2 separate regions of the Homo sapiens genome follow, and region 2 is linked to region 1. A link is an interaction called in ENCODE POLR2A ChIA-PET data of the cell type or tissue named here. Cell type or tissue: OCI-LY7. All regions are shown on one strand. Links, peaks and the distances in the headings refer to the core of each region. The heading gives the core; the rest is flanking DNA.

Region 1 (15,617 bases), core at 2,979-10,978:
AGGGCAGCCATCCAAACGGGTCTAGTTTTTATTTTGGTTGGAGAGTGGGCTGGGGTGAGGCTACTTATGAATGGGCAGAGGTTTGATCTTCCTGCTGGCACAGGGAAGAAGTGCCCCCACTTTCTTATTGGCTTACACAGATGTGGGGCAAAAGGGGAGTGATGGGGCTCAAAAGCCTTCAATGGTCAAATACCAAAAATAGGGCCAGGTATGGTGGCGCATGCCTGTAATCCCAGCACTTTGGGAGGCTGAGGCGGGTGGATCACTTGAGGTCAGGAGTTCAAGACCAACCTGGCCAACATGGTGAAACCCTGTCTCTACTAAAAATACAAAAAATTAGCCAGGCATGGTGGTGGGCCCCTGTAATCCCAGCTACTTGGGAGGCTGAGGCAGGAGGATTGCTTGAACTGGGAAGGTGGAGGTTGCAGTGAGCCGAGATCACACCACTGCACTCCAGCCTGGGTGACAGAGCCAGACTCTGTCTCAAAAAAAAGAAAAAAAAGAGTCAGACTTTCTTATTTCTTATTACAAAGAATTTAGAGAAGATGAGAATGGGATTGTAAAGCTTTCTGGGAATTAAATATTTAAATATGCATTTTAAAATTAGGACTTTAGATACAAAGGAAGCAGTAATTGATGGCTTCTAGCTCCTGTTTGCTGTGTTGGAGTTTATTACGTAAACATTTAGCAACAGTGAATACTGCACCCTGACCGTATTCCTATTATTGCAATATTTTGGTTTCTCCTTCAGTCTCTCCCTTCAATTTCTATATGTGTTGCCAGATTAATTTTCCTCAAGCACTGCCCTGCACTTGCATAGGACCTCTGCTCAAAACCTTTCAATTATTCCCATCGTCCTCTGGACTGAACCCAGGATTTATTAGGAATAGGAAGAGCATTTATGTTTTAGCCTCAAACCGACTGGCTCGCATGGCGTGGGAGGAGATGCTACAGTGGAGAGTGAGCAGAGCCCAGGGCTGGGAGGGCTGTGCAGAGCTTCTTCAGGCCACTGTTCTCAGGGGCTTCTGCGACCTCATGCTTCTTGCTCCTGTCCTTGTGTTTTGCTGTGCCCACTGCCTGGAGTGGCCCTTTCCCTTTCCCTTTCTGTTTATAGAAATGACATCTGTTCTGTAGGGCATGTGTGTTATCCTTTGTGAGAAGTATTTCCTGGCTCTCTGAGCTGCATAGTGTGTCTTTCTCCTCAGAACCTTCACAGCATTTTGGACCTTTCTTGTGGGGCATCGTGTTGGGTTTATATCGTAGTTCTTCATGTTCTTGTCTTTTTTCCCTTGAGGATTGAGAGTGGGGCAATACCTTACCCATTTTATTGTGCTCTAGAGTTATTCATGTCATGCTTTGATCATAGTTTGTGTTGAATAAATAGTTGTTGAATCAGTTCCATCATTGCTTTTCAAGGACAGAGTGATTTCATGACATCTTTCTTTTTCTAATAAAATTTAGTGATGATTTTGTCAACAGAATTAACCGTTCCAGGATGCGAGATGCCATTTAACTACTTAACTATTTCACTATTTAGAATCCTGAATTCTTCAGATTTCCCTTGACTATACCTCATTCTATGTCCTATAACTTTAAAATAAAGTAATTTATTAAATAAATGACCTTTTAAAAACAAATGCAGTGGATTTACCTGGAAAAAGTTAAAGAACATTATAATATTACTTTTCCTTACACAAAAGGTATATTCAGGCACGTTCAATTTTTTAAGTGGAAGCTATAGATTTATAAATCTTGACTGTAATATTAGGTGATGCCATGAATGAATGACGAGCTAAGAAATTAAGATGACACTTAATTTTTTTATTATGCACATTAAAATTTTTTTTTAAAATCTAAACAGACTGATTCCCAAACCAGAAGGATTGGCCAAAATAGTAGAATAAGTACTGAGAGTAAAGAACTTAGAATAGGGCAAACACAATATTATGCAGACCACAGGAAAGTCTTTGTGGGAAAATGGTTGTTATTTTTGGAAGCCAGAAATACTATATATTTAAAAAATCAATTCTCTAGGAAAGGTCTGCAATTTTTACTACTCGTTTTTCTTATTTATTTGCTGTTTTCTATAGGTGAGAAGTCAGTATATAATAATAAATAAAATGATGTATCTGTCCTGAAGTAGTTCACTGTCTACTAGGGACCAAAATACAGTGTGGTAAGTGCTAATTATTCCAGTGTTCAGAATTTAATGCTGGTCTTGGAATTGAAGGATGAACAAGAGTTCATGCAGAAAAGGAGAAAAATGGCAACCCATGGCAGAGGACAAGCATGAAAAAAGGCATGGGAGTGCCAGAGGACAGTAGGTCTGGGACCAGCCAGCCAGGTGGTGTCCCCTGGAGCCTGTGCCTGTGGTACAGTCTGGGCAGAAGTGAAAGATGAGGTTGATGGGCAGGGCTGGCTTGTGAAGGGCCTTGGGTGCAAGGCCAATAATCGTGCTTGTTTTTTTTTATGCATTCAAGGGCTGATAGAGATTTTAAGGTGGAGGAATTAAATGATTATGTTTGAGTTTTAGGGCAGTAACTCCCAAAGCAGTGTGACACATGGGATGAGGGAGGGTGCAGGCACAGAGGAATAATGGAAGTGAGGCTACAAGAGGGTCAGATAGCAGAGGGAAAGGAGAAGAGGTGATACAAACAAGATGCATTAGAAAATGTAATTAATAAGATTTGTTTAATGACTGAACGGGGAAGGAAAGGAAAGGAAACTCTGAGGATAATGCTGCAGTCAAACTTGAGCCAAGGGAAGCGATGGCTGATAGTCCAAAGAGGTCATGGGGGGCTGAAGGAGGAAGAGAAGTCATTGCGTGTGTCATGATGGCCACATTGGTCACCCTGGGGACTGTAGTTTCAGTTGAGCAGGGTGAATGATAACCAAGTCAAAGTGGAAGTGAGCCAGGTGCAAGGAAGTGGAGAGAGTGATGTGGGTCTTTGGTTTTTATGCTGTTTGGCGGTAAGGAATGGAGGGATGTTGGTGGCTTTAAGAGGAGGCAAATTTTCAGAATATACTGTATTAGAAAAAGAATACCAAGGAAATTTGGAAAGTACAGGAAAGTATTTTTTAAGAGAAAAATTCAGTTATTATTCTACCACCAGAGACAATCATTATGAACATTTTACACTTTTCTTCAAGTGTTTTTTGGTTGTTTCTGCCCAGTTGTGAGTATGGTTGATTTTGTGTATTGAAGTTTGTTTTTCCTTTTGTCTTTTTTTAAAAATTATTTTTTGGCATGGAGGAGGCATGGATATTGCTGTAGGCTAAAAGACAGGAACCAGGCGAGTAAGAAAAGCTGATGGTGGTTTGGGGAGGGGGTTTCTCTCTGGTGGTGGAGAGAATAACGATGCATGTAAATCCTATGACAGGCTAGAGAACTCAAAACCTAGCTAGGTTAACCTTCAACACTTGAAAGCATGGTTGACAATGTCTAGAAACTTAATCACCATAAGAAAAAGCCTACATGTGTATCAGAAAACAAGCCTATTTTTCCCTCTCTTTCTGTCTCTTTGAAATTAAATCACAGTGCAGTAACACACTGAACAAAACAAACAAAACAGTGAATTCAAGGTAATGACATTCGGCCGCTTTCACAAACCTGCCAACATCAACCATGTTCTTATTTTAGTGTGGCAGATTCTCAGCTATTTGGCACAAATAGGCTGCGTTGGGATATTTTTGGTAGGAAATGGCAGAAGCCCAGTTTAAACTGGCCTAAACAAACAAACACAAAGGAATTTATTGGCATGTGGAGTGGAAAAGCTCCAGGGACTTGGCTGTAGTCACAGCTGGATCCAGGTGATCAAACAACAGGAAGAAATTCTCTTCTCTGCTTTCGTCTTCATTCTTAGGCAGCTTTCCTCAAGTGGTGACAAACAGGACCAGTTTATATCTTATCAGCTTCCTAATTCCTGTGGAAAAAAGCAGCTTCTTTTTCCTTGTAGTTTGATCAAAAGTCCTAGGGCTGGGCTCTCTTGGCCCGTTGGGGTCATGTTCCTATCTCGGAATCAGTCAGTGGGCCAGGAGAATGTGGGGTGCTCATTGGCCAGGCTGCAGTCATGTGCTCACCACTGGAGCCAATCAGTATCATCAGCCCCACCTTACCATATGGCCAAAGAGCAGAAGAGGGGTGATTCCCCACGGAAAAATTGGGATGCCGTTACCAAAAAAAAGGGGAGAAATTGTAAGTGGGCAAACCGAAACAATTGGAATTTAATTGAAAGCATTTTTTTTTGTAGATCAATTTTCGTGTTCTTAAAGAAGTCTTGATTTAAAGCTTAAGCAATATTTATAAGAATATTATGACTACGTTTCAAATAAGAAACAGTATTAAATAAGTTGACTCAAATATAATGTTTGCTGTTGAAAATAAAAAACCATAGCTACTCAATGTAAACAATGTAATTCAAATACTTCTTTCACTTAAAACATGTAAAGTGAATCTTACTGAGATTCTTTCCTTGGTAAAGCTATTTTATTATTATGGAAGGTAGCAAATACAGGGAAAAATATTTTGGAATGAAATGACATAAAACCCATTGGCAATTTGTTTTTGTTTTTGTGTTTGGAAAAAAGAAATGATAAATCTTTTATGTTGAGTTTCTTGGGATCCTTTATAAATTTACCATGTCTAATGCACCCATGTCAGCTGAGCCCTCTCTGCTCCTCATAGATACAGACCTTAGGGTATCTGATGGGCTCTTTTCTCATCCATGTAGTAGAAGGTAACGCTGTCTTCTGAGGGTGAAGAGGATGGGGTTGAAGTAGCATTGAAAAAGCCTGCATTTTGGAAGCAGAGGGACTTGTGTTTAAAATCCCCTTCACCATTTGCTAGCTGTGTTACATTGTGTCCTTAGTATAATTATCTGTGAAATTGGGATAATATAATAACTGTGCAGGGTGATCATCTTCATCATCATCATTCTTACAGTAGTAGCTAATCTTTACTGAGGACTGTGCACCATACACTGATTTCCAGCATTTTCTGTACGTTATCTCCTTCCATACCCATGATAATCTGATGGACAGAATAATGATGTTTCATTTTACAAGTGAGGAGGTGGGGAGCACAGAGAGCTGAAGTAGCTGCTGGAGGGACAGATTACAAATACAGTATATTTAATATCCTAGGAAAATACTTGGCATTATGCTTGTTGCCCCCGGTGAATGACAGCTAGAATTATTAGTTAGTTTAAAATGTTGTTGAAAAAATTTGGCAGGGCCTCTGACATGAATACTTGATGGCAGAAGACCCAGCATATTGAGGGCCTTGCTGTGGTTAGAAATCATATATTCCCATTGGTAGCCATGATGAGATTTTCCTTAGGTCGGACCCTGTGAAATAGGAGCAGGAAGAGAGAGAGCAGATGGACGGATTCATCCAGGGATGGAGAGGAATAGGTGGTGACCAGCAAGTGCTGCAGAAATACTTGACTGCAAGACATGTGCTAGGGAGAGAGGGAAGGGAAACACGAGGGGCTGATGGATAGGGAGGACGGGGAGGGATGGATGAACTGGAGCTGATGTTGCAATAAGAAAGCAGCCTTCTTGGGAATGATGGGACTATCGAAAGGAGGATTTTTTTTTCCTCCCTAGGGAGTGGGATTTTCTACTCTAAAATGTGGTAAAATAGTTCCAGGAACTATACTCCATGGAGCAGCCATCGGAGTATGTTAGCGGAGCAGCACAGAAGTTGTTGGGATAGAGGAAGTCAGCAAAATATGAGGTGAGAGGTTGGATGGGTGGTTTTCACGAATTTCTTTTTCTTTTTCTTTTTCTTTTTTTTTTTCAGAGTTTTGCTCTCTTGCCCAGGCTGGAGTGCAGTGGCACTATCTCAGCTCACTGCAACCTCTGCCTCCTGGGTTCAAGTGATTCTCCTGCCTCAGCCTCCCAAGTAGCTGGGATTACAAGCGCATGTCACCACGCCCAGCTGATTTTTGTGTTTTTAGTAGAGTTGGGATTTTGCCATATTGGCCAGGCTGGTCTCGAACTCCTGACCTTGTGATCCGCCCGCCTTGGCCTCCCAAAGTGCTAGGATTACAGGTGTGTGCCACTGCACGTGGCCATTTTCATGGAGTTTTAAATTGACCAAGATAATGGTGCTTAGAAAGAAAAACTTTGGGTCAGGGTCAAAATCTTTGGTGCTCTGGGGACAGTTATGGCAGGGTTTAGACTCCAGAGAGGAGAGGTTCTGAGTGAAAATGAAATGGCCCCACCTGTAAGAGCTCTGTGGGGAGATGAGGAGCATGCTGGCTCTGTCTCCTGTTAGGAGAAGCTAGGGTAGGTGAGAACAAGATGCATATTCTTGAGGTTTTGAGAAAAGTGGTGCCAGCAAGGAAAAGCCAAATTTCTTAAGGTAAGGAGATGAAGAGTGCACCCTTGCCTTATAGCAAATGATATTTTTACAACCAATTCTGAAATAATTCCTAACACTGTGTGCCCCTTAGTAAGAGAATAACTGGGGGGAGGAGAGCTAGAGAGGACAGGGAATTTGCAGTCTGGCTCTTGATCTCTTGCTTCTGGATAAAGAGAAGTTGAAAGCATTCCTTTGAAGTGAATGTTACTCATGTTCTCCAGTCATACACTCTGGAAGAAAGAAAGGGACTAATATTGGCCAATGGGCTCATCCAGGGAGAGAGATCAAAAGAAAACAGTCCAAAGAAGTTTTGAAATTGGAAAGAAATGAATGATATTAAACATAGGCCAAAACAGCCAATGGTAAAACATAATTCATTGTGTAATTAAGGGTTTGCTAGAATGGATTGAAACCACCCCAAGGAGCAGGAACCATCATGAAAACATGTTATAAAGAAAATTAAATAATTATATTTTATCTGGAGAATTGTAGTGTAGATGGAAGTAAACACAATCAATTAATAAACCTATTCCAGAAGGTTATCATGAATGGTAACTAGAAACAGATCAGGAGAGCCATGGTCTCCAGGGTTTCCATATTCAATTTTTACTGTTTACGAGTCAAAGTAAGTTTAGCCTCTTTAGTGACACTGCAAATAGGGAAAAAGAAAAGACTACAGGCTTTTTTTTTTTTTTTTTTTTTGCTTTTTAGATCATCTCTAATAAGAATAGCTGTATATTTAGAACATTTTTCTTGATGAATAAGTAAAAAATAAATCATTTCTTTGCCACATAACTTTGTTAGTTCTAGAAGCCTAAGGGAAGTGAGAACTTTCTGAATTTTCAGGTAAGTTGTAGCAAGGATGACTTGGGAGCTGCTGTTTCAAATGGCTGGCTGCTATCTCATATTTGTCATCTGTATTTGTCCTTGATCATGACATGGTTCCATTATTTCACTGTTAAAATCTTTAGGTCACTTGGGATAGCTATTTTATACAACCCAGAAACTAAGTAAATGTAATGATGAAAGATTTTGACTACCATATATTACTGAGGAAGAAAAAGATTCATATTTTATGTATTAACTTTGAATAAGGTTTCACTTAATGAAAGTGATAGTTATTGGTAAGATAAATCATAGTAATTTAAAATGATTGTAAGGTTGAGGTGTTCCATGCAGATATTTGGTTTTAAATAGGCATGCAAAAAATACATTAATTTAAAAAAAGGCCAGGTAGGCGAAAGCCCACCCACCCCAAAGAGCAGCCACAGAGACATGGTCGTTTTGGAGGCAGCCCACCTTCCAGAACCCCGACCTACAAGAAGACAGAGCTTATTTATGATTAGAGAGACATTCAATGTCTCCAGTTCATTCAGAAAAAGTCTGTGACCCTAGTATAAAACAGAAGGATGCATAACTACCTAGAGAATCTGGATCAGCACTGCTATTCACCCTGAGAAGGGTAAGAAGAGCACCTGGCTGGTTTTAGTAAGTTCACAGGAAGTGAGCTAGAAGTGGAATTAATAGAAACTCTGAGACAGAGGAAACCCGAAGCCATCCATCTGTAATCTTAGTTGCAGTGGTTGCCTTTGGTCAGTTGCTTTTTTTTCTTTTCTTCTTTCTTTTTCTTGCATGCCGAGTGTCAAGCCAACTTTGATAAGGTACATATCACTAAACAGTATCTTACTCTACAAGAGTGAGTCATGTTTAAACCATCAACTGAGGATTTATCTTTTCAACAATCCCAAAAGACGTTGAAAGTGGGGAGAATATGAGTTACGGGGGTCACCTTGAATAACACTTGTTTCTGCAAACAGTTTTATTAATGCTATGACTGAAAGTCTGACTCAGAGCCCTGTAAGTGTGTGACCTTAGGCTAGGAGATGATTATGATACTCAACGGGTGGCTTGAACCTCGACTCATTCTTTCTCCTTGATCACCTGTTCTTTGATAAAAGAAGCTACATTTTTTTGCTAACAAAAGGAGACCTGATTTTAGTTGAATGCCCAATGTATTTTCTGTGTGTGTGTGTGTGTGTGTGTGTGTGTGAGAGAGAGAGAGAGAGAGAGAGGAGAGAGAGAGAGACAGACAGACAGACAGACAGACACAGGGTCTTGCTCTGTTGCCCAGGCTGGAGTGCAGTGGTGCGATCATGACTCACTGTAACCTCGACCTCCCAGGCTCAGGCAGTCTTCCCATTTCAGCCTCCTGAGTAGCTGGGACTACAGGTGCAAGCCAGCATGCTTGGCTATTTTATTTTGTATTTTTTGAAGAAACAGGGTCTCCCTTTGTTGCCCCAGCTGATCTTGAACTCCTGGGCTCAAGATATCTGTCTGCCTTGGCTGCCTGAATTGCTGAGATTACAGATGTGAGTCACTGCGCTGGGCTCAGTGTATTTTTTAAACCTGGTCCAAATTGGTGAATACATGTTCTATGGTTCTTAGGGAACGTTCCTGTGGTTTAAAAGGTTTTATAGCTGGGCATGGTGGCACGTGTTTGTAGTCCCAGCCACTCAGGAGGCTAAGGTGGGAGGATCACTTGAGCTGAGGAGTTCGAGACCAGTCTAGGCAACATAGTGAGACTCCATCTCTACAAAACCAAAAAACATATATGTTAGCCAGGTGCGGGGTGTGCGCCTGTGGTGCCAGCTGCTAGGGAGGCCGAGATGGGAGCATCGCTTGAGCCTGAGAGGTTGAGGCTACAGTGAGCTATGATTGTGCCACTGCTCTCCAGCCTAGGCTATGGAGCAAGACCCTGTCTCAGAAAAAAACCAAAACAATAATAATAAATAAATACAGGGTTTTCCTGATAAGATGGTATTTGAGGTTATGATTAAAAAATATTTCAGTCTTACATTTTTTCAAATGTTGCATTACTTTCCACAAATTTTTCAAATGGTATAGATGAGGAGAAACAAAACATTGTCTTGATACCAGAGAAAGCAATTTACCGATAGGTTTTCAGTCATGCTTACCCTGGAAAAACAAGCTTATTACACAAGTTTATTCTTTAGAGTAGTGGCTCGTGTGCAACTAGAAAATGGAATCACTGCTCAGTAAATTAATGTAAATCCTTTAGTACTGGCTTCCTCCAGCACTCTTTGGACTCCAGAAGTCAGTCTTCCTTCTAAGATTGGCTCTGGGCACAGCTGTAAAGCGGATGATGTTTCGACCAAACCCCAGCACTTGGTTCCAGTCCCTTCCCTTGGGTCTTCCTTCCCCTTTCACTTCTCTAATGGACTTAATGTCTAGCATAGCTCCCCTAGCAAGAGCAGGATTTGTCTTGATGTGCCACGTACTTATTTCCAGATTTCCCTTGATCCCTTGGTAATTTGGGCTAGTTTCTCTTCCCCTGCGTCGGCACCAACGTTTGACTCCATGGTTGTGAAATTGAAGAAGTCGTGATAAGCTTCAATGCTTGGGGCCAGGCCAGAAGTGGTGGGAGGCAAACTGGTAGAATTCACCTTTTACTTTTTATTTTTAGGTGATTTGGTTTATGGCACCTGATCCCTTATCTCCTCTAACTCTGCATTTTGGTTCTCTTGGTATAAGCCTTATCTTCAAGGTTTCTTCCCCATTTATAGTAGATTAAGGGGTACTCTTGTTGCCCCTAAGTTGCTTCTCTCCCATTTTCCAGTTTTTAGTGCGTTGGCTTGTGGGCGTCTGGGCATTGCTTCCTGAATTGTGCCCTCCACCCCAGGAGGCTATTATTTAGCAGTGGATTATTACTGGCTGGGCGCAGTGGCTCACACCTGTAATCTCAGCACTTTGGGAGGGCAAGGCGGGTGGATCACTTGGGGTCAGGAGTTCAAGACCAGCCTGGCCAACATGGTGAGACCCCGTCTGTACTAAAAATACAAAAATTACTCAGGCGTGGTGGTGTGTGCCTATAGTCCCAGGTATTTGGGAGGCTGAGGTAGGAGAATCGTTTGAACCCAGGAGGCAGAGGTTCCAGTGAACTGAGATCACACCACTGCACTCCAGTTGGGGCAAAAGAGCCAGACTCCTTCTCCAGAAAAAAAAAAAAAAAAAAAGATTACGATTATACCATGAGAGATTTATCCTGGTTGCTGTATGTCCATTTGCTCCTTTTCTACGGGAGCAAGATTATGTTTAAACTGAGTTTGTAGAGATGTTTGGACCAATTAACTCCCAAAGAGTGTGATCAAGTGCAGCAGGACAGTTTGACCTCTTTTCTAGTTTCAGCCACCGTGAATTGGCCTTGTCTTCACTTTGTTTATCTCCTCCAGCACAGAATAATTCAATCTCCAGGCCCTGATCTCTGAGGGAAGATTCTAGAGGGTGAAGTCATCTCATTCCTTGCTCTTACTGATCTGCATTAGGACTGACTGCAGAAACTAGGGCCTTGCTGCCTCCTTCTGAAGACCTTCTGGGCCCTATCACTGGCTGCTATTCTCACAAGGCTGGGGAGGGTGTGGCTCTGTGTTCTGCTCTCCCTCCCCATTTCTTTCTCTGGTTTGGGGGACAAATTTTGCAGTCCATCAGCAATCACGGCTGCAGAGCATGCAGTGGTCACTGCCCTACAACTGGAGCTGTAGTGACCAGAAAAGAAAATAATCACATCCTTGGTGAAGAACGGAGTGGCTCATCCAGGAGCTTATGTGGCTGTGGATGTTCTGGCCTGAGCATGGCCATTTCCAGCAAGACATTCTGGATCCTCAGGGCTGAAGAAGGACCAGACACTATTTTTGTAACTTCTGAAACCTAATAGAAATCTATGTGTGCCTACGGTGATGTGTACCTGTAAATGTAAAATTTATTTGCCTTTGATTTGAATGACATAAGCTACCTGTGGGCACCTCAGTTCCCCCATGCCCATCAGAAGCTCCTTTTGGCACTTACATGTGTAAGAAAATATTGACAAGTGAATTATTACAATTTTTATTTTTTGAGACGGGGCCTTGCTCTTTCACCCAGGCTGGAGTGCAGTGGCGTGATCTCAGCTGACTGCAACCACTGTCTCCCGGGCTCAGGTGAACATCTGGGCTGCCTCATCTTAGATCTTTTTTTTTGTGAGACCGAGTCTGTCTCTGTTGCCCAGCCTGGAGTGCAATGGCGCGATCTCGGCTCACTGCAACCTCCGCCTCCCAGGTTCAAGCGATTCTCCTGCCTCAGCCTCCCGAGTAGCTGAAATAACAGGCACACATCACCATGCCCAGTTAATTTTTGTATTTTTAGTAGAGACGGGGTTTCTTCATGTTGGCCAGGCTGGTCTCGAACTCCTGACCTCAGGTGATCCGCCTGTCTCGGCCTTCCAAAGTGTTGGGATTAAAGGTGTGAGCCACCGCGCCTGCCCTGTAGATCATTTTAAGGAATCAACGTACCCTTTTCCCTCACAAGAGGGAGGCTCGTGTGATCCTCCCACCGCCACCTCCTGTAGCTGGGACCACAGGTGCACACCACCACACCTGGCTACTTTTATTTTATTTTCTGTGTTCTTAGTAGAGATAAGATCTTGCCGTGTTGCCCAGGCTGAAATTATTAAGGCAGGTAAAATCTTTCAAAATAAAGAGTTTTGTGAGGGGGAAAAAGGTATGTTGATTCCTTAAAATGGTTTGCAGATGGGGCAGCCCTGTTGTTTGGATAGCTGGGGCATTATTCAACACTTGAGAAATTGAGAACAAGGATTCAAATCCCAAAGACTTAAAGTTTCTTGTAAAAGTGTTGAGTGATAAAATAAATTTAACATCCCAGTTTTGAACAGCCACTTCTCTTACCAAAAAAACGACCTTTAGGGAAATGAGTCCCCCCACCAGAAGGTGTGCTTTTTAGACTTTTTAGACTATGGAGCCTAAAAACCTAATAACCTGAGGCAATCGCATTGGCCTGTCAGGAGCTTTGGCTTAACATGTCTGGGCCTTCCTTTTACCAGGGGTCTTTATTGCTGTGTATTGACCCATTTTTCTTCCTTACGCTAAAGCTTGTGCAGGTGGGGCAGGACCACACCACCCCAACAGGTAGGATGCTGTGTCCCTTTGAACACTGGCAGGACAGCATTTGGTTCTCTCCCCAGGCAGCTCAACACAAGGGCTTGGACCTATCCTTCCGCAGGAAGAGTTGGTTTAGACCAACCACCGCTTTCTGATTTAACCTTAGTCTGGACCTGGTTGTCCAGATGAATAGATTCTAATGTAACTGCTCATCAGAACAACCTTTGTACCTGCATAAAAATGACTTATGTGGCAATTTGACAAGATCTGCGAAGATTGATGGTCCCTGGCAGCAGTTAGAGGTTGTTTCTCATGCTGATGAAACAGACTAGGACTCTTCTACAATCTTGTTTCTGACTTTTCTTGAGTGGGATGATAAAAATTGGAGAGCTCCTGGCCGGGCGCGGTGGCTCACGCCTGTAATCCCAGCACTTTGGGAGGCCGAGGCGGGCGGATCACGAGGTCAGGAGATCGAGACCATCCTGGCTAAAACGGTGAAACCCCGTCTCTACTAAAAATACAAAAAATTAGCCGGGCGTGTGGCGGGCGCCTGTAGTCCCAGCTACTTGGGAGGCTGAGGCAGGAGAATGGCGTGAACCCGGGAGGCGGAGCTTGCAGTGAGCCGAGATCCCGCCACTGCACTCCAGCCTGGGCGACAGAGCGAGACTCCGTCTCAAAAAAAAAAAAAAAAAAAAAAAAATTTGGAGAGCTCCTTTGGGAGGCTGAGGCGGGTGGATCATGAGGTCAGGAGATTGAGACCATCCTGGCTAACATGGTGAAACCTCCTGTCTACTAAAAATACAAAAAATTAGCCGGGTGTGGTGGCGGGTGCCTGTAGTCCCAGCTACTCAGGAGGCTGAGGCAGGAGAATGGCGTGAACCTGGGAGGCGGAGCTTGCAGTGAGCTGAGATCGCGCCACTGCACTCCAGCCTGGGTGACAGAGCAAGACTCCGTCTCAAAAAAAAAAAAAAAAAAATTGGAGAGCTCCAGCTGCGGGAAGGTGCATGTTTCTCTAATGCAAATTAGCATGGGCCTACAGTGTATGAAGCAGGAATTAGGATCACACAAATCTGGGTTTGAATTCTGGCTCTATGATTTAGCTTCGTAAGTTCGGTCATGCTACTCAGTTTTTTCATTTTTAAAATGTGAGTAGTACTGGTCTTGCAAGATTGTATAAGGATTAAATGAACTAATATAATAGGATTAGCAAAGTGCCTAGTATAGTTACACAATCAGGTTGAGAGATGGGATGATGGTCAAAGCTTTTGCAAAAGCAGTATGGAGGTGAATCGCCCACTTTAGGAGAAGCCACTACGTTGGTCTTTCACAGGAAGTGTTTTTGACTTTTACATCTTTCTACCTGAGAAGCAGAGTGGTGAATGAGAATGGAGCATGGCTTTGGTGCCAGATGGATGGGGTATGGATGTTGGTCATGCTTGTTAGTCTTGTATGTTTATGAATTACATGGCTTTCTGCACCTGGTTCCTCAGGCCTAGGCCCTCAGAGCTGTTGTGAGGAATAGCATGGATGCACGTGCAGTGTCCTGCACTGTGCCTGACACACAGGAGAGACTCATGAATGACACCATTATACCCACGGAGTCCTGGTCTCTAGTCCTAGTGTTGTAGAATAACTGTTTGTGGAAGGAATGGATGAAGTGACAGTCTTATACATGGGAGTGAGTATGCAAAGACAGGCTTTACAACTTACTGGAAGGTTTAAAAGAGTGGATATCTGGCCGGGCGGGGTGGCTCAGCCTGTAATCCCAGCACTTTGGGAGGCCGAGGTGGGAGGATCACGAGGTCAGGAGATCAAGACCATCCTGGCCAACATGTTGAAACCTCGTCTCTACTAAAAATACAAAAATTAGCTGAGCATGGTGGCACGGGCCTGGAATCCCAGCTACTCGGGAGGCTGAGGCAGGAGAATCACTTGAACCAGGGAGTCAGAGGTTGCAGGGAGCCGAGATTGTGCCACTGCACTCCAGGCTGGTGACAGAGCAAGACTCTGTCTTAATTAAAAAAAAAAAAAAGAGTGGACATCTTATAAGTCTTTATAGGTAGTATTTTTTTTAAGATTTGGCATTATATCTGAAGCTTAATTTATTATCCAATAAATATGGCAACTACATTATCATTTCCTGCCAGTTATACATGTAAGGTTGTTGATTAATTTTATAATGGAGAACACAGATTGAGTTTTAAGATATTGAGTAATTTAACAGGAGAAAGTAAATGACTATTTTCTTACATTTGGGAAAGTGAAAATATATTTTAAAACCTTGAATATATCCTTAAGCACAGTTAAGCAAAAGGGGAAAGAATTAAAATAAACGGATATGTAAATGGATGTGAAAAGAATAGTCATGGCCGGAAATGTGTGTCATAAGCTACCAGTTATATACAGATTCAAGTGATTTCTTGAGAAAGTTAATCACTCAGGACCAAAGTAAACAGTTCTTATCAGAACTTACCTTGAACGAGTTTGTCCTCATCATTTCTCCATTATCTATGCTAAAGGATTATAAATCCATTTTAATTAAAAGTAGTGAACAACTCTCTCTTATACCACATCAATAAGCATAACACCATTAGTATGACTTTGACACTTGAACTAAAAAAACAATCCAGCGTTAAGAGGTAAATGAAGCTGATAACCATCTAGTGAATTTAGGTTATATGCTCAGTTTGGATGAATTAGGTCTCAAGATGGATTTTGCACTCTCTTCCAGTATTAGCTGTTCATGGCCAGCGTTCACCAGATAATTATTAAATCTACACTTTCCTTCTTTATAGACTTGGACTTACTGGCTGTTGCAATAAAGCAAAAATCTCATGCACATATACAGTCACATTTGAAATATTCACAGCTTTTAAGTGGGTAAAATCATAGTTAGACAATCTCTGAATCAGAAGAGTCAATGACATTTAGATGTTTGCAGTCTGCTTTTTGCTCAACTGAAGCCCCTTAGTGTTACAAGTTGAATTCAGCCAGATACATTGGAATCTTGTTGAATTATTTTTTTTTTCTTTCAGAAAAGCAACTTATGTATGCCAACTAGTGCTTCAAGGAAAGTGTCCTGATTCTCTTAGAAATACGCCAAGGAATTCTGGTAGAATATGGACTCCTTTTTTTTTTTTTTTTTTTTTTGAGACCAAGTATCCCTCTGTTGCCCAAGCTGGAGTGTAATGGCGTGATCTCTGCTCACTGCAACCTCCACCTCCCGGGTTCAAGGATTCCTGTGCCTCAGCCTCTTGAGTAGCTGGGACTACAGGCGTCACCATGCCTGGCTAATTTTT
Region 2 (15,617 bases), core at 2,529-10,528, 530 kb after region 1:
TACCTGTTAAGTGAATGAACACAGCTTATGTCAAGACAGATGTTGAATTTATTTATTATTATTATTATTTTTTTGAGACAGGGTCTCACTCTGTTGCCCAGACTGGAGTGCAATGGCATAACCATGGCTCATTGTAACATCGAACTCCTGGGCTCAGCCAGTCCTCCTGCCTCAGCCTCTCAAGTTGCTGGGAATACACGTACAAGACACTACACTCAGCTAATTTTTTTTTTTTTTTTTTTTTTTTTTTTTGTAGAGACAAGGTCTCACTATGTTGCCTGGTCTTGAACTCCTAGGCTCCTGCCTCGGCCTCCCTAAGTGCTGGGATTATAGCTGTGAGCCGCTGTACCTGGCCCAGAATGAATGTTTAATTTAAAGTTTCTGAATCCAAGCTCAGTTTCTGGCTGTCCTGCTTCATCCTAGATGTACTGAATTTTTGTAGGAGTTTCATTCTTTTATCTATTGATTCATTGAATCCATAGTGAGGCCCCACTAGGTGCCTGGTCCCATGTGAAGCTCTAGAGCCAGTAATGAGGATGATCTGGGCCTTCAAAGAGCTACACACAAATGGTAGGGTTAAGGATAACAACAAGAAAGAGGTAAATAGGTTAAGAAGATAATTTCCAATTGTGATAAATGCTCTGAGAATATACACAGGGAGACATGTCAGGAAATTACTATATGAAGGTGTTGGGGGGCTATTTTAAGGGGTTTCTGAAGAGTAGCTATTGAGTATCATGGCCACAGATACAGCAGTGTCCTATTAACCAATATTTCTGATTGTAATAAGCTTTCATTTAAGAACAACTTTAGAGAAATAAGATTACTGTTAAAATACTAACTGATTAGATGGAAATTGTTAATACATAATGTGTACTTTCCTTTTTTATTAAGCACTTCAGTTAGACAAAGAGGGCTACCAACTCCACTCTCAATGGTCACATTCGATCATGATTCAGTTATTTCCTTTTTTCTGTCAACTCTTTTCTCTTTATGCAACAGCCTCAGTAGAGTCACCGTCATATTTCTAACCCATTCTGAGCTATGACCTCAAAGGAACTAACTGCTGATACATTAAAGTCTTTGGAAAAACTGTTTTCAATTACTCCTGCAAAGAGGAAGGAGGATGAGGAGGAGAAATAGGAGTAGTAAGTCCTTTATTTCTTGAGCAAATTACTTAAGCGAGCATACTAGTTAATAACAAAACCAAGACCACAATACAGTATCCCAACCTAGTTTAGGCCTCTTTCTAATATAGACCACAGGACTCTGTTTAGCCTCAGAGCTTTCATCCATGAAAAGAAGAATTTCCCTAAATAATTTGAGGTTCTTTCTGGCTTTGAAATCTATGATGTGGGACTTTCACCTGTAGCCAATATGGAGAACAGGAACCAATTCACTCTCCTCTCAGAAACATCCAAGGTCACCAGACAAAATATATGGAACCATGCTTTTCAAGACAATGGGGCAGAAAGCAGGGAAGGATAGATGGAAAACCAAGAAGGTGAGCCAATGAATTCCCAAGCTTACATGTTGATATGGCTTGGCTGTGTCGCTACCCGAGTCTCATCTTGAATGTAACTCCCACAATTCCCACATGTTGTGGGAGGAACCTGGCGGGAGGTAATTGAATCATCTTTTTCATACTGTTCTAGTAATAGTGAATAAGTCTCATGAGATCTGATGGTTTTAAAAATGGGAGTTTCCTTACACAAGCTCTCTTTTTGCCTGCCACCATCCATGTAAGATGTGACTTGCTCCTCCTTGCCTCCCACCATGATTGTGAGGTCTTCTTAGCCATGTGGAACTGTAAGTCCGTTAAACCTCTTTTCCTTCCCAGTCTTGGGTATGACTTTATCAGCAACACAAAAATGGACTAATACACATGTCCAGCCATGTGCAGAGATGGGGAGCCCAGCCAGAGCCCAGCAGATTTTCTCAGCTGAAGAGACAGAGCTGAGAATCCTGGGATACCATGGATGCTAGAGCTCCCAGGATAGGTTATTGGAGAAGAGAGAGTTACACAGAAAGAGAACTCTAGGGATCTGCAGACAGCTCTCCTTAAGCATCCATCAGTATACTGGTCAGGGTGGGCATGTAAGAACACTACCTGAGGCCAAAAAAGGAACCACACCAAGGATTAGAGAGAACAAAGCACTGACACAAGGCAGGACATAGTGTCTATTCCTAAGAGTCTAGACTGGAAAATTTCATAAAATACAGGGCATTGGGTAGAGTTGTTTTTAGAAGGGTCTTGCCTCAGGACTGGAGAACAGTTCACTCTAGAATAAATGTTTCCCCGGTCCCACATAATAAGTCTTAAAAGTAAGATCTAAAGGGACCAGACTATTTACAAGTAACTTAACCCTGTCCCAGAACAAAGCTCAAGAATATTTATAGGAATACAAAAGTACCCAGCAACCAACCAGGTAAAACTATCCAAAATGAAACACACAGATAAAAAATTAAATAAAAGAGCATCAGTGATCTGTGGGACAACTTTAAATGCATATATATACATATACATACATACATGTGTGTATATAAAATTGGTTGGGGACAGGAAATAATATTTGAAGAAATAAAAGCCAAAAGCGTTCCACATTTGATGAAAATTATAAATCCACAGATCCAAGAAGTTTAATGTACTCTGAACACAAGGAATGTGAAAAAAATACATCAAGGCACATCATAATCAAATTGCTAAAAAAGGTTAAAAAGATAAAATATTAAAAATAACCAGAGAAAAAGACATGTTGTAAATAGAGGAACAAAGAAAAGGATGACAGCAGATTTATTTTCAGACACAATGCAAGTGAGAGGACAGCAGAGCAACATATTCAAAGCTTTGGGAGAAAAGGATCAACCTGGAATTCTTTTCCCACCATAAGTTTTTTTTGTTGTTGTTAATAAAGATAAGTAAAATGGAATAGTATTTGGCAATAAGAAGTAATAAAGTAGTGACACATGCTGCAACATGGATGAACCTTGAAAATATTAAGTGAAAGTTGCCAAAGACCGTATATTGTATCATTTCATTTCATTTTTAATGACAATTTCTTTCACTTTTAAAAAATCAAATGTTTTTCTCATATTATTTTACAAGAAAGAAAGAAAATCATTCCATTTATATGAAATGTCCAAAATAGGCAAATCTATTAAAACAAAAAATAAATTTAATGGTTGCCTAGGGCTTGAAAAGTCACAAGGGAGAGAGGAGTTGAGAGTGACTGCTAATGGGTACAGACTCACTGGGATGATAAAAATATGTTCTAAAGTTAGATTGTGGTGGTAGCTGCACAACTCTGTAAATACATTAAAAACCATTGAATTTTACACGCTAAATGAGTGAAGTGTATAATATGTAAATAATAACTCAATAAGGCTTCCTTTTAAAAAGGCAAAATCAACACTTTTGAAGATGCACAAAAGATGAAAGAATTTATCACCGACAGAGCTACACTATAAGAAATGTTAGAGGAAGTCCTTTTCAGATGGCAGGGAAATGATACCAGATGGAAATATCTATGTACACAAAGGAATGGAAAGCCTTGGAAATGGTAGCAACTACATGGGAATATATTATGAACACTTTCCCATGTCAATAGTCTTCCACGAATGAATATTTATCAGCTGCAGCATTTTCCATCCTGAGGATCCACCATCATTACTTAAACCTGATGAGGTGGGAGGGGCTAGGATTCAACACGCAGGTGAGGGATTGACCTTACTAGGAGGAGAGACATTTCTTCCACTGAACAGAAAAAAAGGATATTTACAGACACCAGGAGACTGCAAAGGAAATATTTTTACTCTTCTTTTTCTTGGATCATGAGGTAAGAGAAAAGGAGGGGTGGCAAGAGAAGAATATAGTCAGATCTTCTTTTCTAGGTTTAAGTTCAAAGAAGAAATGGCAACAGCTGGCAAAGATTTTTTGTGGGAAAACCTAATCTGGAGACTTAGAATTAGGAATAAACTAAGATAAATTTGAATTTGATGTAAGTAGTTGTTTAGAGCCGTTTCAGTAGGTAAAGCATCTAATTGTGTCTAGGTGTTTGCATATCTTTCAGTGTTGCTGTTTGTGAGGCAGCCTGGAAGACATTACCTTAACCAGGTGATCAAGGTAAGCATCCCCAGTAATGAGACAGATTAACGTCATGGACCCCCTGATGTGATGCAGGGAGAAAAGCACATTCCCTCTGTGGTATTCTCACCAAAAGGAGTAACTTCAAACTAATTGTGAGAAAGCATTAGGCAACCCAGATTGAGAGACAGTCTAAAAACTAACTGACCTGTTGTGTTCAAAAGTGGAAGGTCATGACGGACAAGAAAAAATTGAGGACCTGTCACAGGCCAGAGGAGATTAAGGAGAGATGACAACTAAATGCTATGTGGTTTCTGAAGCTGATCCTAAAAGAGGAACAGAGCATTCTGGAAAAACTCGTCAAATTTAAATTTGATCTGTATTTTAGTTAATAGTTTTGTTGCAGTGTTAATTTTTTGGTTTTGATCATTAAAGTACGGATATAAGATATTAACATTAGAAGAAGTTAGATGAAGAGTATGTAGAAACTCTGAACTAGTTTTGCAACTTTTGTGTAAATCAAAAATATTTTTATATGATGTTTTAAAAACTGTATTATTTATCAAGCAATCAGATGGTCAGTACCTCAGCCATCAGGAACAGAGCTGGAGTCCTGAGATGAAACGCAAAAGCCTCTGAACAGGAGAAAATTCGTCATCGCCAAGCCCATGCAATGATAATACCTACGTGTTAGGTTGCTGTGGGGCCTAAACAAAATCATAAATCAGATGGTCTAAGGTAAGTTCTCATAAATGGTAGATGACCTTCTCTTACACGTGGCCCTTGCCCAAAAGGTACTAGTATCACAGTGCATCTGGAAGTAAAAACTTAAGTTTTTGGCTTTATTTCTTTCTCATTCAATCTTTCGGCAAGTGTTCATTGAGCACCTTCTAACAACTGTACTCCACTTTGCCCTTTTTATGAGAGTTTACAAGAGGTTTTAATTCTAGTTCTTCCAAACCAAGAGTAGGCAAACTCTTTCTGCAAAGGGCCAGAGAGTAAATATTTCAGGCTTTGCAGGCCATGTAGTCTCTGCTTGTCTATGCAACTCTGCCATTGCAGCCCAAAAACAGCCATGGAAAACACGTAAACAAATGGGTGTGATTGTGTTCTACTCACATTTCATGTTTAAAAAAAAAATGGTGAACCAAATTTGACTCGTGAGTTGTAGTTTGCCAACTCCTGTCCTAAACTATCAGGAAATACCTATTTCTATTTGTCTAGTATGGAGGATTGATAATCCAAAACTCCAAAATGAACTTTTCCAAAATAAAATAAAACTCCAAAATTATTTTATTCTCAAACTAGGTCAAACTTTACTATGGACATGTGCTTCAGAATTTCATATTTTTAGATGACCATTTGCCTTTAGTAGTTTCTTTTTACACATAGAAATATTCAAGATAACTCAAATCATCAAGCAACGGCATGCATGCAACCAGAAGTTGGCCTCAGAAGGCCTCTCTGACCCCTGACCCTCTTTTGGATTGCAATTCGGCATCCAAGCAACTGGTCTTTGTTCTTAGATACCGTGCCTCAAATGCAGTTCTGGAAAGCCACAATTACAGATTCCAAATGAGCCTTATCATCATTGCTTTTGAAAGGGGTTGTTTTAGGGAGTGTGGAATGGCTCTGGAAATGAACATAGAAGGCAAGAAATAGCAATCTGGTGTCTAAGCTGCCTTTGCTGGGGGGAGGAGAGCAATTTCTGAAGTCTGCTTCAATGCCTCAATGACACGACTTGACCTGAGTCATCTGTACAGAAAGGCTGAAATGTTCTTATGTCTGGAAACAGTGGGCCACCTTCTCACTGCCCAAACCACGATGCTCAAGGTGAAAGCTTGGCTCTGGTGCAATTTCTGCTGGGTAGCAATAGCTTCTCTGAACTTCAACTTCCCACTTTTTAAAGGGAAATAATATCCTTTCTAACAATGTTTCCTAAACCTTAGTTTTTTGCATGTCATCTTCTCAATTTTTGCCACAGTTTATTACTCAAGGTAGAGTAGCCACTACCCTAAAAGACTATGTGTGAAAATAAGAGCAAAAAAGCTCTGAGGCCAGGTGCGGGGGCTCACGCCTGTAATCCCAGCACTTTGTGAGGCTGAGACAGGCAGATCACCTGAGGTCAATTGGAGACCAGCCCGGCCAACATGGTGAAACCCCATCTCTACTAAAAATACAAAAATTAACTGGGTGTGGGGACGGGCACCTGTAATTCCAGCTACTCAGGAGGCTGAGGCAGGAGAATCACTTGAACTCGGGAGGCGGAGGTTGCAGTGAGCCAAGATCAAGCCATTGCACTCTAGCCTGGGCGACAAAAGCGAAACTCCGTCACACACACACAAACACAAACACAAAAGCTCTGAGTGCGAGCCCATGATCCTTTCCTTTGATTGCATTATTAGCAATTTAGGGAATAGATCTTTTGGCATTTATTAACACTTTGCAGTCTTTTTATGCTGAACATCTACTTCTAGATTGTGTTTTAGGTATCTGAGTTTTCCAGATAAACAGTTCCTTGAGGAGCAAGTAGTTTATCATGATATTGATTTTTTACTTCACTTTGGATGCCATTCATTTAATAGGAGAAGCAACTTACACTATATTAATGTAAATGGTGTGGAAAAGTGATATAATTTTCATAAGTATCTACTCCCAAGGTGTATTATAAATTTTAAGGTCCCATCTCATTTGCAGATTTAAAACTAGAACATTCGCAAATGCAAAGGAAGCTTTATATTGGGCTAAAAGCACAACATTAAACAGACATCTACTTTATAGTATGCAAAAGCAAAGAACTCCTACCCACACACTGAATACGAAGTTTAGATCTGGACATTGCACGTGAAGGACACTTTAGACCAGGATTTTCCAACATGAGCTATTTTGCAAGCTTTTAATAATTCCATGAACTATCTGTTAGTGATGCTTTCGGCTGCATTTCACAAACAGCCAACTATCAGTAGCTTAAACAAACAGAGCTTTGTCTTTATTTCATGTAACAAGAATTCCAGGGTGGCAGGCAGTCTAGGGCAATGTGCCTCAGTTTAGTGGTGTCACCGTAGATCCAGATCCTTCCTTCCTCTCAGCCAGATGTAGCCTGTTGGCTTCCCACCTCAAGGTGACAATTCAGCTGCTATAGCTCCAGGCCTCACATCCATATTCCAAGTAAGAAGAGAGAGGCCGAGAGAAATTTCCTGAAATGGCTTTCTCCTTTTAACAGGAAAAACTATCCTGGAGGCCTCCCAACACCCCTGACACACCCATGCGAACTCCCTTTTTCATTCCATTGGACATTTTTTGAGTCACATGGTTATCCAATCATTAGCAGTAAAGAATTGGGCAAGTGTGTGTGTTAGCTTTTCAACCACTGTAATAGAGACCAGAAAGGAAGTGGAGGTGAACGGGTATGAGGTTAGCTGACCCAAATTGTCTACCACAGTAAGTTATACATATTTTCTTATTTCTATTTTGTGTTCTCCTATTTGTCAATAATAAAAATAGAATCAAGCATGGTGGCTCGCCCCTATAACCCCAGCTACTTGGGAGGCTGAGGCAGGAGGATCACTTGAGGCCAGGAGTTAGAGACAAGCCTGGGCAACATAGTGAAATCCCATCTCTAAAATAATTCATAAATAAAAATAATAAAAGTATTTCTTCTTTATAAAAAAAGTAATTTTAAAAAGTTCATTGTTGTAATAACTTGTTATTGAAGTCATTGTTTCTAACCCAATAAAAATGTAGAGATGTTTAAAGAAATGTCATTGGTTTATCATCTTCTTTCCATTCTACCCTCTGTAGGAGGGACTGGCAAACTACGGCCATGGGTCAAATCAGCCCATCACCTGTTGTTGGAGATTAAAGTTTTTCTTTTTCTTTTTTTCCTAAATGGAGCTTCACTGTGTCGCCCAGGCTGGAGTGCAGTGGTGCAATCTTGAGGCTCACTGCAACCTCTGCCTCCCAGGTTCATGTGATTCTCCTGCCTCAGCCTCCCGAGTAGCTGGGACTACCGGCATGCGCCACCATGCCTGGCTAATTTTTGTAATTTTAATAGAGATGGGGTTTCACCACATTGGCCAGGATGTTCTTGAACTTCTAACCTCATGATCCACCTGCCTCGGCCTCCCAAAGTGCTGGGATTATAGGCGTGAGCCACCACACCCAGCTAGAGATTAAAGTTTTATTGGAACTCAACCACACATTCATTTGCTATTGTGTATGGCTGCTTTTGAGCTACTACAGTAGAGGTGAGTAGTTGCTACAGAGATCATGTGACCTGCACAACGAAAATATTTTCTTCCTGGCTCTTTACGGAACACTTTGCCAACCCCTGATAGATAGGATATGCCCTAGAAGAAGCTAGATCAGCCTGCGGAATCTCGGCCTCCTCTTGAAGAATCTTTAGGACTGATTGAAATATTTTTAATGAAGACCACATTTTTATTATGGTCTTAGCATTGCCAGCTGTAGAGACTGGTCTGGCTCCAGTGTCTTCTTCACTAGGGCCCCAGGTTTTCCTTGGTTTTAAATAAATTCTTTCTAGTTTCCCATTAAAAAGAAGATATTATGTGCAAATCACCTATGTGGAAAGGACATCAAATGCCCAGCAACCAACCAGGTAAAACTATCCAAAATGAAACACATGCAAAATAGTGGTTCTTTTGTATCTGATTTTTCGAAATGCAAAGCCAATTCATTCATTGGCTCAGGAATCATCATCCTAGCTGAACCAATAATGAATCATTCTGCTTTTATAGATTTTGCAAATAAAACACTTAAAAAAAAGAAAAAAAAAAAAAGAGTCTCGCTCTGTAGCCCAGGCTGGAGTGCAGTGGGGTGATCTTGTCTCACTGCAACCTCTGCCTCCCAGGTTCAAGCAATTCTCCTGCCTCAGCCTCTCAAGTAGCTGGGATTTCAGGTGTGTGCCACTACACCTGGCTAATTTTTGTATTTTTAGTAGAAACAGGGCTTTCACCATGTTGGCCAGGCTGGTTTCAAACTCCTGACCTCAAGTGATCTACCTGCCACTGTCTCCCAAAGTGCTGGGATTTCAGGCATGAGCCGCCGTGCCTGGCCAAAAAGCTATTTTTAAAAAATAAATCTCTTCTAAATCGAGGCACATAGGACCCATCCAATAAAGCTACAGAGAGCTCATTGGAATCCGATTCCCATCTCCTTTAAGAGCAGGACGCATCCATCCTTCTTGCTGGAACATAATTCATTCCAACTGCCTTTGAGGCTTAATTAATGGCCACCCTTCCCTAATGGAACAGTTAATCTCTCAAATATTAATTGTGGCTTATCTCAAATTCTGGCTTTGGAAAAAAATCTTGGATATCAATCTCCAGAGTGCTGAAGCTGCCTTTGTCAATTATACAAGGTAAAAGCCCAGAGAAGCCCAGACTCCCCTTGCCCATCTGTGGTGTTTTCTGCCTGCCCTAGTTTCTGAGCTTTGACCACATGGCAGGCTTTGCGATGGGTCAGCACTTGTGGACAGCTTGGCCTATAGTGCTACTAATTATATAAGCTATACTTACCTAGAAAGTAGGGGTGGTTTCTTATGAATCTGGCTACTATGATTATAAATTTAATTCCTAAAAGTAACCCAAAATGTGCATTTTTTTTCTTTTTTTATCCTAGTCCCTGCCCTCCCCTTAAAGCAAAGCACATATGCAAAACAACAACAACAAAAATATAGATGAAAGAGGAAAACAAATCTTTTTTTTTTTTTTTGGCTTGCCTAGTTTGTGCTCTATATACAGGAACTCAGTCTTCTCCCCAGCAGCCCTGTCAGGCTGTTTCTCATTTATTTTAATGATGAGGAAACTGAGAGGGTAAGTGACTTGTCCAAAGTTCCAGAGATAAGTAGCTGAACCAAGCTGAAGTGCAGGCTTGTCTTCTCCAAAGGCCACATTGGGATCATTAGATAACAAACACAAGAACAAAGAGCCAACCTATTTAAGGTTGACAGAGCAGAAAGATGGAGAGAATCTTGGTCCTTGGTGGAAAATTGAATAGTACAACCATTTGCCTACCCTCACACTTTGTACTATATAAGAAAAACAATGCCTTACTTTGAAACCATTTTTAGTTATGTGTTCTGTTGCTTGTAGCTGAAGGCATCCTTCCTTGATACACTACCTCTATAAAGGAGCAAACAGTTCCATCCACTTGGAATGTCCCTGGCTTGGCCTATAGCGCTACTAATTATGTAAGCTATTCTTACCTAGAAAGTATGAGTGATTTCTCATGAATCTGGCTACTATTATTATGAATTTAATTCCTAAAAGTTACCCAAAATGTTCATATTTTATTTTTATTTTCGACCCTAGTCTCTGCCCTCACCTCTCCCTTAACATTCTTGGCAAGCTTCTAGACAACACACATCCTTAAGATGCAGCTTAAAAGTCACTCTGTTCTTCAACTTTCCTAAAACCACTTCACCCACAATTAGGGTTCCCTGTCTTATGCTCCTGTAGTGTCTGCCTGTTTTGTCTGTTCTATTGCACCTTCATATTATATTGCAAATACTGATTTGTGTGTCTGCCTTCCCACCAGTCTATGAACTTGCTAAGGGCACAGGTCATCCTATATCCCTAATGCCTGGCACTGTAGTCAGCACCTAAGAAATGTGGAAGAAAGGGAGGGAGGAAAAAGGGGGGGGGGCAAAAAGACAGGGAGGGAGAGAAGGAGGGAAGGAGGAAGGAAATAAGAAAAAGAGTGGAGGGAGAGAGGGAAGGAAAAAGGGAGGTAGCAAGGCAGGCAGGATGGAAGCAAGGAAGCAAGAAAGGCAGGAAAGGAGACAATCCTTTTGAAGCAGGTGTGTCTGGATATTACACAGTTTGATGATTAAGAACATGGTCCCTGGAATCTGACTTCTCAGGCTTAAAGATCTATTCTACCACTTAACATTTCTGGAATTTTGACAAAATATTTAACCTAAATATAGCATACACTATAATTACTACACATAATGTAATAACCAAACCAGGGCATTTTTGATCATGAAAGGTGATAGAAAAATGTTAAGCCAGATGAGAGGCAGGGATGACAGGTGTAAGTGGGGACAATCTCAGGCAACTCAGAACAAGTGGTCCCCATCTATCTAACCTCCCTGGGCCTCAATATCTTCACCTATAAAATGGAGATATTAATAGTACCTACTTTTTTTTCTGTATTTGTTTTTTTGAGATGGAGTCTCACTCTGTCACCCAGGCTGGAGTGCAGTGGTGCCATCTTGGCTCACTGCAACCTCTGTCTCCAGGGTTAAAGCGATTCTCCCACCTGAGCCTCCCGAGTAGCTGAGACTACAGGTGCATGCCACCATGCGTGGCTAATTTTGTATTTTTAGTAGAGATGGGTTTCACTACGGCAGCCAGGCTGGTCTCCAACTCCTGACCTCAAGTGATCCGCCCACCTTGGCCTCCCAAAGTGCTGGGGTTACAGGCGTGAGCCACTGCACCCAGCCAATAGTACATACTTTATAAGGTTGTTACGAGGATTGAGTTAAATATAGTATGGGAAGCTCTTGGACCAATTGCCTGAGCCTTAGTAAGTACTGCATAAATGTTAGCCACCTTATTATGATTACAGATGGGAACACTGAGGACCAGAAAAGTTAAGTGACTTGCCCAAGGACACTCAGCTGGCAAGTGACAAGTCAGCATGCCACCCCAAGGCACCAGATTTTAAACCCAGTGCTCTTCCCATGACATCTCAGTGACTTCTAGACCAGTCCAGGCACTCTCTCAGTTTAGTCTACAGCCATGTCAACTAAAGCCGAGGTAGGGAACTGGCTGCAAGGCAAGGAGCCAAGTCAGGGACCCTGGGAGGCTACACTACCCGTTCAACAACCCCAGCGTTCCTTCTACCCCAGGCCAGATGCTCTTTGTTCTCTACCCACCCCCGAACCCTACCCACAGAAGCCAGTACAAGAAGAGAAAAAGGAGCTAGTTCCCAAATTCCCTTCCAGCCCAAGTGGCTGAGCCCAGTCCTCATCTACTCCCTGCCCTCTCTCGCCCCCATTGCCCACCCCCCATCACATGACTGCTGAGGCATTTGGCTTGTTTAGATTTTGCTGCTGCACGTTGCTGATAAGATACTGTATTAGTCCGTTTTCACACTGCTGATAAAGACATACCCAAGACTGGGCAATTTACAAAAGAAAGAGGTTTATTGGACTTCCAGTTCCACATGGCTGGGGAGGCCTCACAATCATGGGGGAAGGCAAGGAGGAGCAAGTCACATCTTACGTGGATGCCAGCGGGCAAAGAGAGAGCTTGTGCAGAGAAAATTCCATTTTAAAAACCATCAGATCTCGTGAGACCCATTCATTACCACAAGAACAGCACGGGAATGACCCACCCCCATGATGCAATCATCTCCCACCAGGCCCCTCCCACAACATGTGGGAATTATGGGAGCTACAAGATGAGATTTGGGTGGGAACACAAAGCCAAACCGTACCAGGCAAAAACTAAAAGAGCTTCTAGGCATCCAACACCGTTATACGGGTCTGCTGATACATGCCTGAGCCCTCATTTATTATACAAACATGTTGGCTCTCAAGTAATTGGAGTTTGTTTGTCCCCTTCCCCCTACTGGATCACAGCCCCTGTAAGCACCATGAGAATATTAAGAAGGTCTCCATAAATGCTTAGTGACAACTGGAAGGTGTTGAACTCTTAAGGATTAAGACAAAGAACTTTGGAATCAGATCTAAATTTGAGTCTGACTCCGTCATTCGCAAGCAATATAACCTGGGGAAAGGTAAGCTGCCTCTCCCAGGTTTGACTTCTAATCTATAACAGGATGAGGGTAATAAGAACTGCCTTGCAGACTCATGATGAAGGAAAGAGTTCATACAAATTGAGCCCGTAGCATGCTACCTGATATGTAGGAAGTGTTCCAATAAATTTTAGTTGTTATTGTTATTCTCATCATTCTCACAGGGCCAGTGGAAATTGTTTCCTAACATCGAACTGACCGTCTACTTTTGTGGGCCCAGGGCCTTTCAGCCAGCATGGTGTGCCCATGCCTGGGGCCCAGGCAGGCAGTTGTCCTAGATTCATAAGAAAGAGCCAGAAGTCCACAAGTGCATAGCTATGAGAGCCTGAAGTTGCAGCAAAGGAGGAATAGCTTAAGGAACTCAAGAGCCAAGTCTCACCACCTCCAAAGCCATGATTTACATCTCAATCCTGCCTTCCATATCAGCCCTGGTACATGCAATTCTTTTGTTCTCAACAGCTCCACAACTGCCTATAAGGCTATTAATTAGATTTATTAAGGAGCAACTCAATTTGGCCCTGAACACCTGGAGCAAACACTGGTAGTACCACACCCAGACCTGTTCAGATCTGTATTGTATTGGCTGTGTACATCTATCACCCAGCATCTGTGTGCTTTACTTCTAACTGCTTTTATCTACGATCTTCTTTAGGGAAATACTCTTGGGCCACTGGGCCAATTTACTCACGTATGCGGAGAACTAGAAGTTCCAGTAGTTTAAATTTTCCCAGAGCAGCCGATTGCCAATGGCTGACTGGTGTAGGGGCAGGGAAGCTCAGCTCCCTTGCCTCGAGGTGAACAAACTCTTGAGATATAATTCACACTCCAGAGTTCCCTGTAGGACCAGGTTGAGCCTGGAACTTTGCCTGAAATTGCAGACTTGTTCAACTTCTTCCCCTTCCCTGATGTCCTTTCCTTTCTCCTCTACTGTTTCTCCTGAGAGCACACCCTTAATAAATTACTGTGCACAGATTTTCATCTCAAGGCCTGCTTTTGGAGACCTGTCCTAAGACAGCACCAGCTCAACGATTACTTCATGCACTTCTGCATCTCTTAGCAGCACAGCACCCTCACCTTGTGACCGCCCGAGGGGCTCTTCCTACCCACTGCATAAACTTCATGGCATCGTAGCAGAGAAATAGCTTAATAGACAAGAGGCTGGCCATGCCACATGGGAGATGGAGTTCCTACACAAATCATCTCCTTCAAAGCTCACAGGTTAGGGGTTTTTCAAGGGCAGTTTGGGGAAAGGGGTGGGGGTGGCCAAGTAACAAGTGCTTGCTGATTGGTTGGGGCAGAGATGAAATCATAGGGGGTTGAAGCGGTCCTCCTGCAGTCTGATTCACTTCTGGGTGGGGCCACAGGAGCCTGATTGTCAGTCCAGGTGGAGCCATGAGTGTCAGACATGCAAAAAACCTGGAAAGATATCTCAAAGGCCAATCTACAATAGTGGTGTCATTTGCAGGAGTCATTGTGGAAGTGCATATTTTATAACCTCTGGAATAATGTCTGCACCTTAGCAGGACTCAGGGTCTTCTCCTCCCCTCAACCTGATGGCCTCCTATTAGCTTTACAAAAGCAAATGAGTTAGGGCAAGGCCTATTGTCATTTAAACTGTAGCCTAAATGTCTCCCAAAGTTAGCTTGGTCCAATAGCTCAGGAACAATTAAGGGAAAGGCAAGATGGGGGTTGGGTTAGCTTCGTTTGCTGGTACAACTTTTGCAAAGGTGGTTTCAACCTCTCCTTCCCCTGTTAATCTCAAACAGGCAATTATTCTTGATCTCCTCTTCTGTTCCTGACTTGCTCCAGCTCCACTCTTACTTTCTTCTGATTCTCTACCTTTGTACTTGTCTCTTCATGATTAGAAAAAGAGTGATGATCACATATGTACCAATCAAAAAGCCAGAATCCAAACCAGGTTTGGATTAGAAGTTCACACTCTTAACCAGTAGGATGCCTATCCCTTAAGTCTTGACTTTGTAGCTGACGTCTGGGCTCATGATTCTAGAATCTCTCTCGAAGACTTTAACTTGGATTCACCCCATGGAACTTCCTCAGTTGAAACTCTATTAAGTCTTCTAATTTCTACCTTCTGTTATAAATAAAGTTTCGGTGCTGCAAAAGAAATAGCACTCGAATATAAAATTTTCTTTTTAATTCTCAGCAAGGCAAGTTACTTCTATAGAAGGGTGCGTGCTTACAGATGGAGCAATGGTGAGCGCACAGTTGGACAAGGGAGGGGAAGGGGTTCTTATCCCTGATGCACGTGGCCCCTGCTGCTGTGTCGTTCCCCTATTGGCTAGAGTTAGACCGCACAGGCTAAACTAATTCTGATTGGTTAATTTAAAGACAGTGACAGGGCGAGTGGTTTGGTGGGAAAAATGGTTATGCAGGGTGGAGAATGAGTCAGGGCAGAGCAGGTAGCAGGTAATTAGAATGAGTCAGGGTGCAGCAGGTAATCCAAAACGTTTGCTTTATGAGGAAGTTAAGTTTAAAAGTAGAAGGCAAAGAATTGAACATAGTGACATATTGAATCTTTGAAAAGAAATTTAGAACTTATATCTAACACTTCTGACCCTTTGGAAACTAATGCATGGCCCTGTCTGTCCCATCCAATGTACCAAAATAGAATATGTGGTATCTTTGAACTTCATTCATTCATGCACAGTCTGGAAGGTATATATTGTATGCATTGTCTATATTGCATGCATTCTCTATACTGGGCTCTGTTGGAAATTCTGGGGAT

What was found. ChIA-PET counts read pairs that join two places held together with the same protein. Peaks named below come from ENCODE experiments on the same cell type or tissue, not always from the same donor. Only the 100,000 strongest peaks of a DNase experiment are listed, where the experiment ranks them.
Region 2: POLR2A ChIA-PET joins it to region 1 with 10 read pairs; 2 of 35 experiments call an interaction of 5 or more read pairs at or near these places.

What each region holds. Positions count from the first base shown.
Region 1 is chr12:105,349,392-105,365,008 of GRCh38, forward strand. All of the region lies in intron 2 of C12orf75 (chromosome 12 open reading frame 75), which reads left to right. Among named protein-coding and RNA genes, the nearest start is that of C12orf75, 27 kb to the left of the region's middle. RefSeq lists a silencer at 8,245-8,314. In OCI-LY7, for the core only: no CTCF peak of the experiment used is centred there; DNase peaks (open chromatin) are centred at 7,860, 8,594, 9,003 and 9,540; H3K4me3 peaks cover 3,733 bases; H3K27ac peaks cover 6,377 bases.
Region 2 is chr12:105,883,187-105,898,803 of GRCh38, forward strand. No RefSeq gene overlaps it. Among named protein-coding and RNA genes, the nearest start is that of CASC18, 190 kb to the left of the region's middle. RefSeq lists enhancers at 12,640-13,386, 13,387-14,133, 14,134-14,880. In OCI-LY7, for the core only: no CTCF peak of the experiment used is centred there; no DNase peak of the experiment used is centred there.